Regions from separate parts of the Homo sapiens genome. Here regions 1 and 3 are each linked to region 2. A link is a contact called in ENCODE Hi-C or POLR2A ChIA-PET data. All regions are on one chromosome and are shown on one strand. Each heading gives the region's core, a stretch centred on a gene start or an enhancer-like site at or near the end of the contact. The rest is flanking DNA. Distances are from core to core; before and after follow the strand shown.

Region 1 (4,407 bases), core at 1,666-4,165, 300 kb after region 2:
TCTGAAATGCCTGTGATTTAGGCTATGCCAGTCAGAAGCAAATGACAGGTCATTTAAATCAATCTCATTGTCAGTCCTATGTAAAAAACTAACACAGGAACTAACTTACTGCTTAGTCATTTCCTTAGCTCTGAAACTTCAAATTTGCAAGGGTGTTTTCAAATGGTGATAGTCAAAATTGTTTTCACTGGATTATTTCAATTAGAAATGGTTACTTGGATAGCTAGAAAGTTTTTGAAAATTAATAAGAGCAATGAGTGTACACTAACCCCACTTAGATTTGTATTATAAAGTTATATTAGTACAATAGCATAGCAATAAAAAATATAAAGTCCAGAAGTTCACTATGGCATATGTGTATATGTATGTGTGTGTGTACATATATATCATATATATGTATATATAATAACCTGTTATATATACCACATATACATATGATTTATGATTAAAATGTCATTTAAAATCAGCAAGCAAAGAATAGATTATGAAAAAAAAAAGCACTGGGAATCTAGTCATTTGTAGAACTCTACACTTAAATGCCTACCTTATACTTTCACCAAAATAAGTTCAAATAAGTTGAAATTTTAAACATAAAAAACAAAGCCCAACGAATACTTTAAAGAAGTACATTAGACAGTCAGGCACGGTGGCTCATGCCTATAATCCCAGCACTTTGGGAGGCAGAGGTGGGCAGATTGCCTGAGCTCAGGAGTTCGAAACCAGCCTGGGAAACATAGCGAAATCCCGTCTCTACTAAAAGTACAAAAAATTAGCCGGGTGTGGTAGCAGGTACCTGTAATCCCAGCTACTCGGGAGGCTGAAGCACGAGAATCACTTGAACCTGGGAGGTGAAGGTTACAGTGAGCCAAGATTGCGCTACTGTCCTCTAGCCTAGGTGACAGAGCGAGACTGTCTCAAAAACAAAAAACAAAAAACAAACAAAAAAAAAACAGTACATTAGCCAGGCATGGTGGCACATGCCTGTAGTCCTAGCTACTTGGGAGGCTAAGGTGGGAGGATCACTTGAGCCCAGAAGTTCAAGATTACAGTGAACTATGATCATGCCACTGCACTCCAGCCTGAGCAACAGAGCAGGTGTGCTGGCTTATACCTCTAATCCCAATACTTTGGGAGGCAGAGGCAGGAGTTCCGGACCAGCCTGGGTAAAATAGGGAGAGCCTATCTCTATAAAAAATGTTAAAATTTTAACTGGGCGAAGTGGCACACACCTGTAGTCCTAGCTACTTGGGAGCCTGAAGCAAGAGGATTGCTTGAGCCCAGGAGTTTGACACCACAATGAGCCATGATCATGCCACTGTACTCCAGCCTGGGTGCCAGGGCAAGACCTTGTCTCAAAAAAAAATAAAATAAAATAAAATAATAAAAAATAAAAAAAACATAGATTAACCATTCTATAATGTTAAGGAGAAAAGGATTTTTTAAGCATGACATCAAAGATAGAAACCATAAGATAAAAGGTAGATGGATTTTTCTATATAAAATTTGGAAACTTATGTAGTATTTTTTTAAAAAGCCATAATCAAAATTAAAAGACAACTAGTAAACTAGAAGATATTTCAGCATATACAAAATAGGAGTAACAATTTTAACATAAATTTTTTTAGTTTATCTTTTTTAATAAGATTTATTTAAAAGATGCAACACTCAGCCAGGCACAATGGCTCAAACCTGTAATCCCAGCACTTTGGCACGCCAAGGGGGGCAGATTGCTTGAGCTCAGGAGTTTGAGACCAGCCTGGTCAACATGGTGAAACTATGTCTCTACAAAAACTACTAAAAATTAGCTGGGGGTGGTGGTGTGCGTCTGTAGTCCCAGCTACCCAAGAGGCCAAAAGTGGGGGTATCACCTAAGCCTGGTGGTTGAGGCTGCAGTGAGCCGTGATTGTGCCACTGCACTCCAGGCTGGGTGACAGAGCAAGACCCTGTCTCCCAAAAACAAAAAAAAAAAGTACAACATTCAATTAGGAAAACTGACACAAAAATGAACATTTACAAACGAATTTTTATAAATGGCCAATAATTAAATGCAAAAATATGTCAACTGCTTTGAGAAATAGCAGGGAAGATACAAGTTGCTGCCCATTCAGCATTAGCAAATATGAGGGGAAAAGAGCACATTTATATACTGAAGTTGGAAACTGAAACTGTTCACTTCTAGAAGAAATTCAGCACTATGCATCAAAAGCACTTTGCCAATATACATTCACATATTTTCTGACCTAGATTCCAATGTAAATAAATTATCCTAAGGATTTACTCAAGGAAATGCTGAAAAATTTAGTTGCAAGAATGTTAATCACAGAGTTTATGTTTATAGTGGTGGGAAAACTCTAAGCAACCTTAATGGGCACCCAACATCCAACTGTAGGGAAAGAGTTAAATAAATCATGCTATATCCATACAATGAAATACCCATGTTGCCACCAGAAATAATATTACAGAGTCTTGGGTAAAGATGACAGCTTGAGCAAATACATTTTACTTTCACTATCTCTCAAAACTCACTCAAAAAGATACTAAAAGGATTGTTTTTTAAGAATAAATCTACAAGAATAAAAAAACAAAGGGGAAAATAACTACAGCCACAGAATTTTAAAAGCTGGAGAGCAGATGGCCCAATAGTAACTAACTGAACAGACTATCAGATGGAATCCTCAGTCAGTCGCCAGGAAAACTAGGAAACAACCTGATTTTAACACCAACCCCTCCAAAAGACTTAGAAATTGGTGGCATCAGGCAGAGAAAAGAGGGGTGAAAACGGACATCCAAATAGGAAGCCTGGGTTGAAAGAGTTAAGAAGCAGCTAAGCACCCTAAACCTTCCTCTCCCATCAAGCAACTAGTGGGCTTCCCTCGCCCCACCCTGGCATTAGACTGGAGGTGTACTCTCTGGGGAGTGAAACCGAGGATCTCTAGACTATAGAGAGTGTGGGTGGTGTTGTGAATCAGGAACATTAAATGAGCATTAACATGTTAACAATCCCCACTGCCACCACCACCACCACTTCCCAGAAAGCTGCCAACAAGGCCTACAGCCTCTAGACAAGAGACCGGAGAGGGGCCTAAACTTAGTAGTACTGGAGGTTTCACAACCAAACAGCCAAGTCAGATCATCTTGTACTACAGTTTCAGTTTATTTTAGTGAAGGAAAAAAAATCTCATTTTTTTTAACAAAACAACATACATGTTCACAGTTAATTTAAAAAAAAAAAAGTCCAGCAAGGTGCCAGGACACAAGATAATATACAAAAATCAATTGTATGTTACACTAGCAATGAACAATCTGAAAATAAGGCAAATCCATTTAAAATAGTATCAAAAAGTACAAACTACTTAGGAATGAATTTAACCAAATACATGCAAAACTTGTACACTGCAAATTATAAAACATTGCTAAAAGAATTAAAGAAAATCTAAATAAATGGAAAGACAGCTTATATTCATAGATCGGAAGACAATATTGCCAAAATGGCAGTATTTTCAAGCTGATTTACGATTCAAAATAATGTCTACCAAAATCCCAACGGCCTTTTCTGCAGAAATTGACAAGCTGATCCTAAAATTTATGTGGAAATACAAGGGACCCAGAATAGCCAAAACAATCTTGAAATAGAAGGACAAAGTTGGAACACTCACACTTAACCAACTTCAAAAATTACTTCAAACTTACAGTAATCAAGACAGCACAGAACTGGTGCAAGGACAGACATATAGGTCAATGGAATAGAATTGAAGGCATAGAAATAAACTCATACATTTCAACAAAGAAAAAACAGTCTTTTCAACAAATGTTGGAACAACTACATATCAACATATAAAAGAATGAAATTGGATGCCTATCTCACACCATGAAAACTAACTCAAAACAGATTACAGATCTAAACATAAGAGCTAGAACCATTAAACACTTCAAAGAAATCATAGGAGTAAATCTCCATGACCCTGCATTAGCTAATGATTTCTTAGATGTGACACCAGAAGCACAAGCAACAAAAGAAAAAAGAAACTGGACACGACCAAAATTTAAAAATTTTGTATTTCAAAGGACACCTTCAAGACAACCCACAGAATGAGAGAAAATATTTGCAAATCATGTACATAAGAGACTTATATCTAAAATATATAAAGAACTCTTAATTCAACAATAACAAGGTAAATAACCCAATTAAAAATGGGCAAAAGATTTAAATAGACATTTTCCCAAAGATACCCGAATGTCCAATAAGCAGAAAAAATGACAGTCGACATCACTAGTCATTAGTAAAATGCAAATCAAGACCACAAAGAGATACTGCCTCATACTCACTAGGATGGTTATAATCAAAAACACAAAAAAGAAAATGTTGGCGAGGATGCAGAGAAGTTGGAATTCTCATACATCAGCAGG
Region 2 (4,571 bases), core at 877-3,376:
GAATCACCTGGTGGACCTTTAAAAACACAAATTGCAGCTGGGCATGATGGCTCATGGCTGTAATCCCAGCACTTTGGGAGGCCGAGGTGGGCAGATCACAAGGTCAGGGGATCGAGACCATCCTGGCTAACACAGTGAAACCCCGTCTCTACTAAAAATACAAAAAATTAGCAGGGCATGGTGGCACATGCCTGTAATCCCAGCTACTCGGGAGGCTGAGGCAGGAGAATCACTTGAACCCAGGAGGCAGAGGTTACAGTGAGCCAAGATTGCACCACTGCACTCCAGCCTGGGAGACAGAGCTCAAAAAACAAAACAAAAACAAACACAAATTGCTGGGCTTCAACTCTAGATTTTCTAATTCAGCAAGTCTGGGGTGTTGTCTGATAATTAGCATTTTTGATAAATTCCTACACGATGCCGATGCTGCTGGTCCAAGGACCACACTTTGAGAATCACTGGTCTAGTTGAAATACACTATAAAGCAGTGGTTTCCAACCTTTTTGGCACCAGGCAGTGGTTTTACGGAAGACAATATTTCCATGATGGTGGTGGGGAGAATGGTTTTGGGATGGTTCAAGCACATTACATTTATTGTGCACTTTATTTCTATTATTACATTGTAATATACAATGAAATAATTATACAACTCACCATAATGTATAATCAGTGGGAGCCCTCAGCTTGTTTTCCTGCAGCTAGATGGTGCCATCCGTGGGTGATGGGAGACAGTGACAGATCATCAGGCATTAGATTTTCATAAGAAGCCTGCAACCTAGATCCCTCACATGCACAGTTTACAATAGGGTTTGTGCTCCCATGAGAATCTAACAATGCCACTGATCTGACAGGAAAGGAGCTCAGGTTGTAATAGGAGCAATGAGGAGCAGCTATAAATACAGATGAAGCTCCCTTGCATGCTGGCTGCTCACCTCCTGCTGTGTGGCCCAGTTCCTAACAGGCCATGGGCTGGTACTGGTCCATGTAATGTGCTGGTACTGGTCCATGGCCTGGGGATTGGGGACCCCTGCTGTAAAGTATTTACTTGAACCAGGCAGTGTTCTAGATCTGTGCTTTTTCAAAAAGGTAGGCAGTACCTATTTAATTACAATTGATTAAAATAAAATACATTTTAGTCCTTTAGTAGCACCAGTCATATTTGAAGTGTTAAACAGCCACATGTGGCTTGTAGCTACTGCTTTGGACAGGGCAGATGTAGAACACTTTCATCATTGCATAAAATTTTATTTGGAGAGTGCTACACAAAGTGTGGTCCACAGACCAGGAGCATCAGCATCATTTGGGAGCTTATTAGAAATGTACCTTCTGAGCTTCTTCTCCATTCTGAAGCAGAATCTATATTTTAACAAGCTCTCCTGATGATTCCAATGAGCATTAAGGTTTGAGAAACAGTCTTGTAAGTTGTGCGTGAGCACACACACACACACACACGTACACAGGTGAATGAATCCTCGAAGCCACTAATGCGTACACTCTTTCATTATATCCATTTTATAGATGAGAAAACTGAGCTTAGAAAGGTTAGTGAGTTTTTCAGTATCTCACAGCTACTTAGCTTGGGACTCAGCCCAGGTCTCTCTAAATCCAAAGCCCATATACTCAACCATAGGCCCAGTGCAGGGAAATCAGAGGGCCAAAGCTAGGGCAATTTCTCATCCCCCTGACCCTCTGTGTCCGGCTTGCAGAGGAGGGCATCAGCGCAGGGACAGAGCTTCGGAGCCCATGCGAATGCGAAAGCCTCGTGGAGTTCCAGGGCCGCACGCTGGGGGCGCTCGAGAGCCTGACGCTGAACCATATCCTTTGGGGCTGGTGGCGCGGGCTGGAGGGAAAGTGAAGGGACCTCGGCGAACCCCAACGGCCTCCTTAACCGCTCACTGGCCCAGCTGACGGCGCGCCTGGAGGATCTGGAGAACCAGCTGGCCAACCAGAAGTGAGGGCCACGGACGGCCCAGACCCGGGCTGGGGCGCGGCACCACGGACGGTGCCCCTTGCGCGCCATCGGTGCGCCGGGGCCAGGCAGAACCTGGGCCCGTCCGGCTTGGGCTGTCGGGGCGGAGGCGCTGGCGGGCTTCCGGCATTGAGCTGAGTTGGCCTCGCCCGGACCATTAGGCGGACTGCGGCGTCAGGGGGATAGCGGGTGGTGAGGGAAGGGGCACGTGCTAGACCGGCACGCCCTCGCCGCGTGCTGCGCTCAGTTCTTTGTTGGATTTCTTGTTTGTGTTCTTAAAAAAATAAAAAAAACTGATTTCCACGGGGTCCGTTTTTGGGTCTTGCTGCGCCGCCTGGGGGAGGGGAAGCCAGACGGAGCGTGCTGTGGCGGCGCCCGGGCGGCGTCTCCTTGGAGAAAGGCGCATTGTGCGGGGGTCGGGCTCGGGGGCAGGAGACCCGGCGCTGCTTCCCCCTGCTTGTTTATTCAGCCGAGAACAGATGGCTCCTTATGCAGGCTGCGGGAAGGGAGGGGGCTCAACAGGAATCCTTGGGGTCTGAGTAAGTCTGCGCCACTCCATTCCCCAGCGGACTGAACGCTTCGCTCCCGGCCACGCCTATCCCATGATGCCCCCAAATCTGGCTCAAAAGCTGCTAGTACTGAGCGCTGGTAAGGGGTGCGGGGGTGGCGTTGGTGGGAAAGTGAGAGGCAGTAATTGAACCCCTAAATGGATGGGGTGGGAGTGGATAGATGAGCTTTGACCGATTTTAACTCTCTCCTGCACTAGGTAGGAAGAGAAGGAGGTATCAGCTAGGACCCCTGTCTGTCCAGCCTGTGGCCTTCCTTCTGTCATCTTATCAACCCCTCCCAAAACACCTCTATCAGCAAAGAACACAAACCAGTACCATTTCCCGAGTGCATGTAAGAAACAACGAAGTTTAAAATGCTTCCAGTCCTAGAGTGATTTGGGGAAAATTATTTTGTGTTTGTTTCCTCATCTGCAAAGTGGAGACTGGAATTGTTACCCCCAAGCGTGATGGGGAGAATCAAGGACATTCTTCTAAGGCATGTGCCTTGTACCTATCCCTCAATTAATGGTAGCTATTAACTGTTCTTATAGTAACAGCTAACATATTTAGTGTTGGGCATTATTGTAACTGATTTGCAGGTATTTTCATTTTATACTTGGAACCAGTGAAATAAGAATTATTGCCTTTATCATCCCCATTTTACAGATGAGGACACTGAGACACAGAAAGGTTAAGTTTCCAACAGTAACATAACCAGTACGAAGCTGAACCAGGATGTTTCCTATGGCTGCTCTAATAAGTTACCACAAATTGAGTGGCTAGCAACACACATTTATTACCTTACAGTTTTTAGGTCAGAAGTCTAAGATGTGTTGGCAAGGCTTTATTCCTTCTAGAGGCTTTTGTTTCCTGGCCTTTTCCAGCTTCTAGAGGCTACCTGAATTCCTTGGGTCATGGCCCTACATCACTTCAGACTCAGTTTCCATCAGCACATCTCTTTCTCTGACTCTGACCTTCCCGTCTCTGTCTTATAAGGACCCTTCTGTTTATATTGGCATGACCTTGATAATCAAAGATAATCCCATCTCAAGCTATCTTTTTTTTTTTTTGAGATGGAGTTTTTGCTCTTGTTGCCCAGGCTGGAGTGCAATGGTGCGATCTCGGCTCACTGCAACCTCCGCCTCCTGGGTTCAAGCGATTCTCCTGCCTCAGCCTCCTGAGTAGCTGGGATTACAGGTGTATGCCACCACTCCCAGCTAATTTTTTGTATTTTTAGTAGAAACAGAGTTTCTCCATGTTGGTCAGGCTGGACTTGAACTTCCGACCTCAGGTGATCCGCCTGCCTCAGCCTCCCAAAGTGTTGGGATTACAGGCGTGAGCCACCGCGCCCAGCCTCAAGCTCTCTATCTTAACCACATCTGCAAAGTCCCTTTTGTCGTGTGAGGTGAAATCACAGGTGCCGGGGATTAAAATGTGTACATCTTTGTGGGGAAGGCCATTCTGCCTACCACATGGGGCTTGAAGCCAGGCTGACTGACTTCAGAGCAGCTGCTCTTAAGTACTCTGTGCCGGGCACCTTGCTAGGCTTGGTGAAGAGGGAGAAACTGATGATTGAGAAAAACTCTTGAGCTGAGGAAGCTCCGGGCTAGAAGGGCTGAGGTCCACCTGACTGTTGCAGAAAGAGGGAACTTCAGATGAGAGGAGGGAGAAATCCTGGAGAGGTGATCCTTAAACGGTGGCTGGAATTTCCGCAGGAGGCCATGGAAGACTTTACAGGTGAGTGAAGCTTGAACTATGCGTGGTCAGGAGGGACTGGAGTATGGGGGGATGGGAATGATCATCTTACCTGGCCATGAGGATCAGATGAGCTAAAGACCTATGGACTTGGCATGTGACCTCACCTTGCCTTACCATTCATTTTACAGTTGGGGAAACTGAGGCCTAGAGGCCAGAGTTGCCTGCCCAAGGTCACACAGAGAGAAAACATCAGTTGCACCAGGAAGAAGCCTAGTGGGGAGGTCAAACTGGAGCAGGGTAGTCAACTGATAGGGGGCACTGAGGGCAAAGGCCAGGCTCCTTCCTTCCTCTTCCCT
Region 3 (4,196 bases), core at 830-3,329, 340 kb before region 2:
TATTGGTGGGTGCTGGATAGGAGGAGCTTTGGGGTTGGTGCAGGCACTCACTCTCACTAGGATGCCTCTGGTCTCAGGTAATGGAGAGAAGTGAGGAAAAAGTGATCCTAGAGGAAACACCCTCTTCCAGTCACATCATATCCTCTCACTCTCTTGTGGCCTTGGGCTTGCTGGACTTCCTGGGACTCATTATCCTAATGATAGACAGTAATCTGAACCTTACAGAGAGATTGGGGAGCATAGGATGGCGGTGCACCAAGGCTAAGGAGACCAAAGCAGTGCTTGGGGGCCTCCCACTCTTTATCTCGGGTTCTAACTGCCACCCATCTCATGCTTAATGGGTCCTTCTGACTCCAGGGTGAGAAATGTTCTCCTTAGCATCAGGAGATGCTGCACATGAGCAGTTCCTCCCCCTGGGAGTACTGGTTCAGTGAGCAAAACAGCAAGGGGCTGGGCATCCTGAGGGCTGGCAGGGATACGTGGGCCAAAGAGGGAGAGGGAGGGTAGAGAAGCATAGCCAGGGAGAGAAATTGAACACCAGGACGCAAGACAAGTGGGGCATCTGTAGGGGCCACAGTGAGCTCTCAATGATCATCTGTAGTGGCAGCAAAAGAGGTAGGATCCCTGGGCATTTGTTCTGGTTTATTTGACAGGGACAAGGGGTTCAGACAGTAGAGAGGGCGGCATTCCTGTTGATGTTCTTATGCTGGTGACTTGAGGTCCTTGTGCTTCGGATGTGGGCACAGTCTTGGATAGAGGAGTTGGGAAGCAGGATGCACATCCCAGCCCACTCTCCCACTCACAGGATGCTCATGCAAACATTCCCACAGTAGGTAGAACAGCATATGTTATTTGCTTGACAATCTCGGTGAGATTCACATAAGTGTTTGCATAGATATAGTTTAGGCTGCTGCTGGCAGACTTTGATTTCTGGGGATAGCTGTGTTTCTGACAAGGAGAATAGAACGGTAAATAAACGCAGTTTCCTAGAGAACATTTTTCTCAAGCTGAAGCCTCCTCCAAGACCCTTGAACCCAGGTCTCAGTCATGATACTCCTGGATTCCTTCTTCATAGAACTACCTTCCTGCCCATCACCAAATCCTAGTGATTGGTCATATTTTAAATCCTGTCTCTCCACTGTACACCTTACCCCATTAGACCACAATGCCTGGGCTTCCTGGACCTTCTCCACACACCAGCAATCAGAACTCCATCTCCCTTACTAGTCATGGCCTTGGTGAAGTCACCACCAAAGAATCTACAGTCTGATCCTGAGAGCTCAAAGAAGCATGAGACATCTTTCAAACTCTCTCCTAGTCTCTGAATAGTAGAATTCAGAGATGAGGATCAACATGCCTCTTGTCTCTCCCTCTCTTCTGCTCACTGTCACTGTCTCTAGTCTTCCTGCCCCTTCTTTAGTTCCCTTTCCACCACCACTCTCCTTGCCCCTTTGATGATAACCTTAACTTGGCTCTGTGTACCCCAACTTTTGCTTGTCTTATGTCCTATTTCCCTACACTTATACCCATTCTACACCTACACCTACCGTCATAACCACTTCTGAATCTTTACTCCTCACAAATGTGCATAAATCAAATAATAATTGTCTTGCTTTCCCCACTGGATTCTCAGCCCTGGTGCGCCTTTCACTATGGGATGTGCCATTTCTCTCTAAGTATTGAGAAGGAACAGCAAAATATGCAGGTTTCTTCTTCATTCCCATTACTATTCCCAGGGCCAGCTAAGGGGCTGGAGGGCCATGGTTTAGGGACAGTCCAGAGTCTACACAACATTGTGGTCAGAGCTGGATATGCAGAGAGTTTCCAACTCCTAGGTCCTACTCAGACTGGACACAGGCCCTCCATTCCCCCTACCCAATTCCCCCTCACCCATCCAGCAGCCCATCACCTACTCTGCATCCTCTTCTTGTCACGGTATCCTCCCTGGGCCTGCAGCAGCAGCACACAGAGAACCAGGACAGGCAGCAGAGTCTGGGGTGCCATGACTCTGATCAGATCGTGAGCCCTATGTCTGGCCAGGTTGTCACAGACTTCCCTGCAGAGCTGTCTACGGAGAGTGAAGGAAGGAAAGAAGGAATGATCTTTAGCTCCTCACTGCCTCTACTGGCCAAGTCGGAGCAGAGCAAGAGAGTCCTTCCTCTTTTTGCTTGCCCCTGGCCTTGTCGTTCGTCATGTGGGATAGGGCTTCCGCAGGAATGACGCCTCCTCCTTTCACATAACCAGTCTTGTGTTCTTGCCGATAGAATGAAAGATATCATTTATTTCTGCTTTCTAATTACAAAATGTTTTATGGAAAAAAGAAAAGAAAAAATATATTGTTAAAAAGAGTTGCTTAGAATTAACTGATGTTTCATTGCATTATCTTTTAGTTTCTCTCCATATTTAATATAAACAATCCTTTTAATATAAACAACTTTTGTTATCTATTTTTGCCACCCTTATTTAATCATGTAAGTATTTCTCAAAATGTGGATTTTCATAATTGCACAGCTCTCAAATGCTAATAATCAAGTATTTGTATTGTACTAATTACTAATAATCTAGAGAATGTCATATTATTTTTATTTATAAATCTTTGATTTCTTTAGACTAAGAGAGCTAGAATTCCTGAGTGAAAGAGTAAGTAGCTGTTTCATATATAAATGTATATAAACACATACACAGATATACATATACAAATTTAAACACACATAAACACACAGAAAGAGAGACTATTGTAGGGCATGGGACAGAAGGGCTAGTGGAGAAACATAGTAAATATCTTAGAGCTCAGACAGGGGGAGAGACCTATCAGTCAAAGGCTTGGCAGGCTGTCCAGGAGGAGGTGGTCACTGACCTTGAATATCATGAAGGAAATGAACTCTCAGAAGTGAAGATGTTTCTTCTTCCCTAACAGGAGAAAGAGGGGACAACCTAGGGTCACTGGACTCCCAGTAGGCATGCAAGCTGGGAAGAAGATCACCCTCTTCCTCTGATGATGATAATCTTCTAAAGATTTGAACCTCTTTCTGACATTCTGAACTCCTAATGCAGACTCCTTCAGTCCACAGTTGTAATTTACATTCAAAGGAAGCTCTCTAGCCTTTCCCCCATATCTCACCTTATGCACCTTCCTCTGTATCCTTTGCGATATCCTTTATAATTCAAAAATTCTGATATTTGTACCTATAGTTTACAGAGTGGTATTTGACCCTTCCCAAAGGCTCTCTCTTTCCTAGTTTTTCTTTTTGTCCACTCATAAATGAACAATTTAGAGACTGGACACTGTCATAACTATCCTAGCAAAGAGGGGTTATATAGAGGAGAATCATCATCTCAAATAGAAGCTGCATTTTCCTTACCCAAGCATCTTGCAGCCAGTGCCACAATGTAAATATTTTGGCTAACAGACTTGTCACTACTAGGTCAAGACCCTAAGAAGATGGCAAGTCTCTTTCACACTCTTTTTCTTTTCCACCAGCTCAGTATAGATGACAACAAGGTTCTAGAGCCTAGTGAAGCCAAAAGGTGAAAGGAGCCTGGGTCCTTGACTTCTTTTATCACATGAAAAAAGGATACCCATTGTTTTAGAATACTCATTTTGAATTATTATTTGAGCAAGAAATAAAAAGTATATTGTATTTCAGTTATTATGTGATGGAGGCTTTCTGTTAAAGCAGTCTAGTCAACATTGTGGCAGGCTCAAGTACTGACATTTATAAGGGGAAAGATTTATGGGTATATAGAAGGTCTATACTTTATACATTCAAATTATTGATAGAGTAGTAAATTTAGTAAAGAGATGGGTAATTTGAACATTATGATTAATAAGCTTGACTTAATTAAAATATACAGAAGTCTGCATAGAAAAACTAGAGGAACACATTTTTCTCAAGCACAAATAAAACATGTACAAAAAGTGACTATACATTAGGCTATAAAAAAAGTCTGAACAAAATTTTAAAGAATTACATCACAAAGGACATAGTTTCAGACTATAATGGAAATAATTAGAAATTAGTCTAAAAAAAGACAATTACTCAAAACTGAACAGAAATTTCAAATTAAAATATATAAGTCAGAGCTTCCAGGTGGCTACCACTGAACACTTAGAGGTTGTTGGAGAGCAGCATGCTCATGGAGGGCATGGAAGCTCTCTAGCCTTTCCCCATATCTCACCTTATGCACCTCTTCCT

What was found. A loop is a pair of places that touch in the nucleus more often than their neighbours do. ChIA-PET counts read pairs that join two places held with the same protein, here RNA polymerase II (POLR2A). Pooled maps may share reads with other maps.
Region 1: a loop to region 2 is called in a map of left ventricle myocardium superior, with 4 times the contacts of the local background. The contact joins two enhancer-like sites. A Hi-C loop is called at or near these places in 4 of 168 maps with a recorded cell type or tissue (head of caudate nucleus, heart right ventricle, left ventricle myocardium superior and 1 more) and 1 of 50 pooled maps.
Region 3: a loop to region 2 is called in a pooled map, with 2.7 times the contacts of the local background. The contact joins the promoter of WFDC10A here to the enhancer-like site in region 2. A Hi-C loop is called at or near these places in 1 of 50 pooled maps. POLR2A ChIA-PET finds 5 or more read pairs at or near these places in 2 of 52 experiments (WTC11 and activated CD4-positive, alpha-beta T cell).

The regions. Positions count from the first base shown.
Region 1 is chr20:44,989,224-44,993,630 of GRCh38, reverse strand. The region is part of intron 5 of STK4 (serine/threonine kinase 4); the gene reads right to left. Among named protein-coding and RNA genes, the nearest start is that of STK4, 25 kb to the right of the region's middle. Within about 2 kb of position 2,915, at least 7 of the 41 ENCODE cell types and tissues checked have a DNase peak (open chromatin) inside an H3K27ac peak, as active enhancers do.
Region 2 is chr20:45,291,151-45,295,721 of GRCh38, reverse strand. MATN4 (matrilin 4) reads left to right here. Exons shown (of 10, transcript NM_001393530.1): 9 at 1,707-1,814; 10 at 1,897-2,272. The coding sequence ends at 1,955. Among named protein-coding and RNA genes, the nearest start is that of RBPJL, 13 kb to the left of the region's middle. RefSeq lists a silencer at 1,835-1,894. Within about 2 kb of position 2,126, at least 15 of the 41 ENCODE cell types and tissues checked have a DNase peak (open chromatin) inside an H3K27ac peak, as active enhancers do.
Region 3 is chr20:45,627,622-45,631,817 of GRCh38, reverse strand. It overlaps WFDC10A (WAP four-disulfide core domain 10A), which reads right to left and starts at 2,079. Exons shown (of 2, transcript NM_080753.3): 1 at 1,914-2,079; 2 at 622-948. The coding sequence starts at 2,004. The coding sequence ends at 800. It overlaps WFDC9 (WAP four-disulfide core domain 9), which reads left to right and starts at 534. Exons shown (of 5, transcript NM_147198.4): 1 at 534-615.